Linked DNA regions of Homo sapiens: region 1 is linked to region 2. Evidence: chromatin contacts called from ENCODE Hi-C or POLR2A ChIA-PET data. All regions are on one chromosome and are shown on one strand. Each heading gives the region's core, a stretch centred on a gene start or an enhancer-like site at or near the end of the contact. The rest is flanking DNA. Distances are from core to core; before and after follow the strand shown.

Region 1 (3,392 bases), core at 573-3,072, 2.5 Mb after region 2:
AGGAATCTGGGAGGCCCTGAGACAGGGATTGTGCTTCATTCCAATCTATTGCTTCACCATGGCCTTATGAGGCAGGTGAGAGATGTTTGAATTTTTCTCTTCCTTTTAGTATTCTTAGTTGTTCAGTTGCCAAGGATCCCTGATCCCATTTTCCTCTGACGTCCACCTCCTACCCCATAGGAGTTAGAAGTTAGGGTTTAGGCATCATTTTGAGAATGCTGACACTTTTTCAGGGCTGTGATTGAGTGAGGGCATGGGTAAAAATATTTCTTTAAAAGAAGGATGAACAATTATATTTATATTTCAGGTTATATCCAATAGTAGAGTTGGCTTTTTTTTTTTTTTTTTGGTCATAGTGGGTGGATTTGTTGCCATGTGCACCTTGGGGTTTTGTAATGACAGTGCTAAAAAAAAAAAGCATTTTTTTTTTATGATTTGTCTCTGTCACCCTTGTCCTTGAGTGCTCTTGCTATTAACGTTATTTGTAATTTAGTTTGTAGCTCATTAAAAAAATGTGCCTAGTTTTATAGTTCATCTCTTTCCTCCTCTTATTTACTGAAAGAATGGTGGGAGACAGAATATGAATGTGTGTATGTGATCATTGATTTCAGACCCCTTTTCCTAATCTCTCTGTGCATGGCTGCCCACCCCACCCCATTTTGGCTAGTGCTGACGGTGAACAAAGTGGTTATTATCATCCCTATTTATGGCTGGGGAAACTGAAGCCTATATACTTCCTACTTCACTTTCTCCACACACCAGCAAACCTCCTTTCCCCCAGCCAACATACCACACACACACCACACCACACACACATCACATACACACACCACACACACATCATATACACACATATACCACACACACCACGTATACATATACCAAATACACACACACCACATACACACCATATATGCACACACACCCCATACATACACACACCCATGCACATACATAGCGGCAGGAAGAGGGCTCCCGGGGAATTTGCCTTTCGACACTGCATTTCCCAGTAAGCCCGCCGTTTTTCCTTTCTGTTTCATATCACAGACAGAAAAGTTTTCCAAAGATTCTTTTATTTACATTTACATACGATTCTGAAAAAGCGTCTCCAAGCTACCACTTCTTGTAGTTGCCATTGTCTCATTCCACCAAAAAACATCTCAGACCGCCCGCGGCCACCCCAAATACGCCTGTCCACTGAAGCCTCACTAAAAGGAGGAAGCGCTGATGTCAGGGTTACTTAAATTCCCAGGCTCCGGATCCCTAGAAGAGGTATTTCCCTTTACGCCCGCGAATTTGTCATAGAAGGCAGGGCACTAGAGCCAGCCCCAGCCAAGTCCAGGGGGAGGGGCGAAGGTCAGTAGCGGCCTTCCTAAGGCTTCCTTCAACCCCTCCTTGCCTGCCAGTCAAGTACCGTATTTTCGCAGTACTGGTTAAAGTTTCACTTTGACCCGCCTCCATCACTCACCTGATTAGATGTTTATGAGTCAAAAGGCGGGGTCATGGGGTGTCGAGATTTTATTGGTGGATACATACGCCTGTCGGCAGTGTACCGCCCCCTGTCTTCAGGAGCTTGCTCTTTAATGGCTCCTTACCTCGTCCATCTTCGAGGTTTCTCCCTCGCTATTGGCTTGTGGCCCCGCCTGTCGCGTCCCTTGCTCGTACTTGTTGGTGACAGCGCCCAAAGAGACTCGCCTTTCTCCAGAGGATTGGTGGATGAGTGCACATATAGCCCACCCTCGAAGGTAGGCGGGTAATCGAGCTATTGGCTGGAGCCCCGCCCCAGGGCGAGGAGGAGAAGGAGGGGCAGGAGGGTTTGGTTGAGCTGCAGCTGTTTGTCTGTTCGACACAGGCTTGGGGCCGACGGGGGAGACGGAGCCCCAGGTACCGAGCTGATGGAGCCCAAAGGGCAGGGGCGGAAGCGCCCGGGAGATGAGAGCAGCCTGGCCTGAGAGCGGAGGCGGGTCTGGTCCTAAGCGAGGGGTTAGAGTGGCCCACCGGAGAGGGGAGAAGGGGGCCGGGCCCCGGCAGGCCTAATGGGGGTCGCTGAGGAGGGGACTGGGCGGCCTGGGACCCCGAAGTTGGTGAGTCGGGAAGGCGGCTGGGCTGTGGCGGCGGCCAGGCCGAGGGCCGGGGGCTGGAGGCCTGGAGCTTGAGTGAGGGCAGGGGCAGGCCTCATTAAGCAGCGCTGAAGAGGGAGGAGCTGGGGAAAGGAACAGGGCAGCGGGTGAGGTAAGCCCATTTGCCGGGAGGTGAGGAGGGTCAGACCTGTCGCCCGAGCCCCGGGGGTGACTGGGGCTGGGTCCCTGCAGAGAGGTTCATTGGAAGGGCCTGAGAAGGGTTCTTAGTTGGGTAAGAAGCGTTCTTTTCAGGGAAAGTGCCTATTGTAAAAAGAACTGAGGGTGCTATGGTGTTGAGCTGAGAGAGATTTGGGTTCAGTGAGGGAGAACTGGGGAAAATGAAGAAGGCTGTATTAATCTAGAAGACTAAGGTAGTTGAAGTAATGGAAGCAGGGCCTGGTATCAGTTATGGGAACTTCTGGGAATGCTGAAGGGTGGGCTGGGGGCTCTGGGTCTTGGGAGTACACACTCTTTTGTTCCCTTTAGTGTTTAGATGTGGTAATTTGAAGCTTTTTAAAACTCCCAGGGTAGGGATGAAGATCAAAGTAATTTTTTTTTTTCCATGACTGTTGGCTGCTCCAAACTCAGCCCCTACACTTTCTGTTGGCCTCATAGCTGGTCTATACTGCAGTCTGTTTCTTAACTTACTGTTTCATGTCCTATGAAAGAGCTAAGAAGTTGGATTGGGGGCATGTTTTGTCCACTTCTTTCCCACTTAATAATGTGGTCTATAGCAAATACCATGTCTCCTAGAACTGAGAATCTATTTCATATCTATTTCATTATCTACATGGGAAAGGGGCTTAGAGATCCTCAGCCATCAGGAGATCTTCTGATCATAGTTGGTGAAACTTTTGTGGGACTTAGACTTGACTTGGGTATTTCCCAGGCAGGTAATGGAGTTAACAGGTCCGAAACTATGCGGTGATATCACTGAGGAAGAGATTTGGGGAAGAGTGAGAAATTCCATTTCAAAAGCTTGGCATCACCCCTTGTTCTTTGTCTACTTCAAAAGCCCAGATTTCTGTGCTGTTAGAAAGTTGGGTCAAACTATGAAGTATCTGGGGAAGATGGTGAGTAGAGAAAAAGATACAGAGGTGCAGTAGCCCACGCCTGTAATCCCAGCACTTTGGGAGGCTGAGACAGGAGGATCACTTGAGCCCGGGAGTTCGAGGGTGCAGTGAGCCATGATCTTCCCACTGCACTCCAGCCTGGGCAACAGAATGAGACCCTGTCTCCAAAAAAAAAAAAGACAAAGATTGCCAAAGCAGA
Region 2 (3,196 bases), core at 515-3,014:
AGCTAATGCATGCTGGGCTTAATACCTAGCTGATGGGTTTATTGGTGCAGCAAAATTTGTGCAGCAAACCAGCATGGCACACATTTAACTATGTAACAAACCTGCACATCATGCACATGTACCCCAGCACTAAAAATAAAAATTAAAAGAAAAAAAGTTTAAAATATTTCAAATGCTTTAGTTTAATATGACATATTTGGCATAAAATTTATTGTCTTAAATTTTTTTGTATCCCACTTTTTTTTTTTTTTTTTTTTGAAACAGAGTCCTGCTCTGTTGCTTAGTCTGGAGTGCAGTGGCATGATCTTGGCTCACTGCACCCTCTCCCTCCCAGGTTCAAGCGATTCTCATGCCTCAGCCTTCCCACTAGCTGGGATTACAGGTATGTGCCACCATGCCTAGCTCACTTTCTTTCTTTCTTTCTTTCTTTTTTTTTTTGAGATGGAGTCTCGCTCTGTTGCCCAGGCTGGAGTGCTATGGCGTGATCTCGGTTCACTGCAACCTCCCGGGTTCAAGCGATTCTCCTGCCTCAGCCTCTCAAGTGGCTGGGATTACAGGCACATGTCACCACGCCCGGCTAATTTTTGTATTTTTAGTAGAAACGGGGTTTTACCATATTGGCCAGGCTGGTCTCGAACTCCTGACCTTGTGATCCGCCTGCCTCGGCCTCCCAAAGTGCTGGGATTACAGGCGTGAGCCACTGCGCCCGGCCACTTGTATTTTTTTTTTTTTTTTAAAGGCTGGGTACGGTGGCTCACGCCTATAATCCCAGCACTTTGGGAGGCCGAGGCGGGCAGATCACGAAGTCAAGAGAGCGAGACCATCCTGGCCAACATGGTGAAATCCCATCTCTACTAAAAAATAGAAAAATTAGCCGCGTCTGTAGTCCCAGCTACTTCGGAGGCTGAGGCAGGATTATCGCTTGAACCCGGGAAGCGGAGGTTGCAGTGAGCCGAGGTCGCACCACTGCACTCCAGCCTCGTGACAGAGCGAGACTCCGTCTCAAAAAAAAAAAAAAAAAAAAAAAGGGAGGCCATTGTAGGGAGGCCATTGTAGCAATTCAGGGGAGAGATGAATCCAGGCGACAGATGATGGGAGGTTTGGAGCAGGGAAGACAGAGAGAAGTGGAGAGATTCCAGATATATTTGAGAGACAAAACTGATAATTTGGGGTAAGGGAGGTGAAGGAGGCAGAGGGATCACGGACGCCCTCCTTGGTTTCTGGTTTAGGCTACTTGACAGATGGCGGAGCTATGCAATTGAGAGAGGGAATCCTGGGAGAGATTATGAAATCTCTGTATCTTCCGCAAGAATGTTTGTTTGCTTCCCTTGCGAGTGTAAGACGGAGCCGGGAACATTGAGGCTTGGGGCTGGGACTCAGCAGCTCTTCTGCCCTTGCCGAGAACTCTGTCTATATCTGTATTACAACACTTACCATAGTGTATTCATTTTACAAGGTATTGCACCCAGTGAACCATGAGGTAAGAGAGCAAGGGAAGAGTTTCTTCTCGGTGTCTCTAGGACTTTGCCCAGCAGCTGGCCCCGCCCCCTCCAGCGCTCTCCGCCTAGCCCCGCCCCCAGGAGATTTCCGGCTTCTCGGTACTGGCCTAGCCGTAAAGGGCTCCGCTCCGCCCCTAGAGCAACCGTTTCCTCCTCAGTCGGACCAGAGTGATTGATTAGTTTGTTGTCTAATCATCAGTCGAGCGGCCACATAATTACCAATTAGGCAGTAGCAGAGGCGGGTGCCGAAGCACGGGGTCTGGGTGACTAGGAAGAGCCGAGACTGCGAAGGAGAACGCAGCAAGCCCAGGCGGCGGTGGAAAGGTGATGGGGTATCTGGATTCCATAGGTTTTTCCTTTTCCCCTTGCTAGGTCAAGAGTCTCTTCGCAGCTTGGGGCTAGGATCTTCATTTGCCTTTTTTCTTTTTTGGAGGAAGGGGGCTGTGTCCACATATTTAAGTATTTGAGGTTCTTGGGCAACTTCCTTCTTACTTCGCCTCGAGGCGTATCCTTTTTTTAGCCTGAGGTGGGGTCCTCCCCAGGGAGAGAGAAAGTTGTTTGAGATCCTTTCTTACTCTGTGCGTGGTTAAAGGCCTCCGTACTCAGTTCCAGGGAAAGGGAGATGAGTGATGGTGGGGCCGAGACTCGCGGGTACTGCCTACTTCCGAAGAGTTAGACGCTTCCACCTGGGTGGAGGGGCCCTGGGAACTAGATTCCTGTGTTAGGAACCAAGTAGGTATTGAGGGCGAAGAAACAAGTGGAAAGAGACATTTCTTTTCTTTTCTTTTCTTTTTGAGACGGTGTCTTGCTCCGTCGCCCAGGCTAGAGTGCAGTGGCGCGGTCTCGGCTCACTGCAACCTCTGCCTCCCGGGTTCAAGCAATTTTCCTGACTCAGCCTCCCGAATAACTGGGATTACAGGTGCCCGCCACCGCGCCCGGCTAATTTTTAGATTTTTAGTAGAGACGGGGTTTCACGATGTTGGCCAGGCTGGTCTCGAACTCTTGACCTCGTGATCCACCCGCCTCGGCCTCCCAAAGTGCTGGGATTACAGGCGTGAGCCACCGCGCCCAGCCAGAAAAGAGACATTTCTTATGTGGAAGTTGTGGTAGTTCTCCAGGTAGGAGAGCCTACTGTGGGGTGGAAGACGTTAGGGCTGGGCTCCGGTGCTAAGTCCACTTCCTACCTCTAGACCGTCATCTTTTTTGCCTCATTTCTTTCTCCTCAGGCTGGAGGACACACCTAAACATGTGGAATCCCAATGCCGGTAGGTGTTTGGGGGTTCTGTTCCACCCCTAACCCTTTTTCTGATGGGCTCTATAACAGGAAGTTTCTGTATCAGCTCCCCTACCCCCGACCTGCTGTACCCGCAAAAGCAAAGTCCTTAGTCTAGAGCTGACCAGTGCTTTTTAATTTAATTTAATTTATTTATTTTTTGAGATGGAGTCTCTGTTGCCCAGGCTCACTGCAACCTCCGCCTCCTGGGTTCAAGCGATTCTCCTGTTTCAGCCTCTGGAGTAGCTGAGATTACAGACGCATGCTATCACGCCCGGCTACTTTTTGTATTTTTAGTAGAGATGGGGGTTTCACAATTTGGCCAGGCTGGTCTCAAACTCATGGCCTCATGAGATCTGTCCACCTCGGCCTCCCAAAGTGCTGGGATTACAGGCGTGAGCCACCGCGCCTGGACTGACCAGTG

Evidence for each region. Hi-C counts contacts between places; a loop is a spot of excess contacts on that map. ChIA-PET counts read pairs that join two places held with the same protein, here RNA polymerase II (POLR2A). Pooled maps may share reads with other maps.
Region 1: a pooled map shows a loop between it and region 2 (6-fold over the local background). The contact joins the promoter of RAB5B here to the promoter of PRR13 in region 2. A Hi-C loop is called at or near these places in 3 of 50 pooled maps. POLR2A ChIA-PET finds 5 or more read pairs at or near these places in 2 of 52 experiments (AG04449 and T-cell).

The regions. Positions count from the first base shown.
Region 1 is chr12:55,972,256-55,975,647 of GRCh38, forward strand. It overlaps RAB5B (RAB5B, member RAS oncogene family), which reads left to right and starts at 1,823. Exons shown (of 6, transcript NM_002868.4): 1 at 1,823-1,884. It overlaps CDK2 (cyclin dependent kinase 2), which reads left to right. Exons shown (of 7, transcript NM_001798.5): 7 at 1-534. RefSeq lists an enhancer at 1,567-1,716.
Region 2 is chr12:53,439,970-53,443,165 of GRCh38, forward strand. It overlaps PRR13 (proline rich 13), which reads left to right and starts at 1,765. Exons shown (of 4, transcript NM_018457.4): 1 at 1,765-1,823; 2 at 2,726-2,764. The coding sequence starts at 2,746. RefSeq lists enhancers at 737-1,502, 1,233-1,322 and a silencer at 1,613-1,762.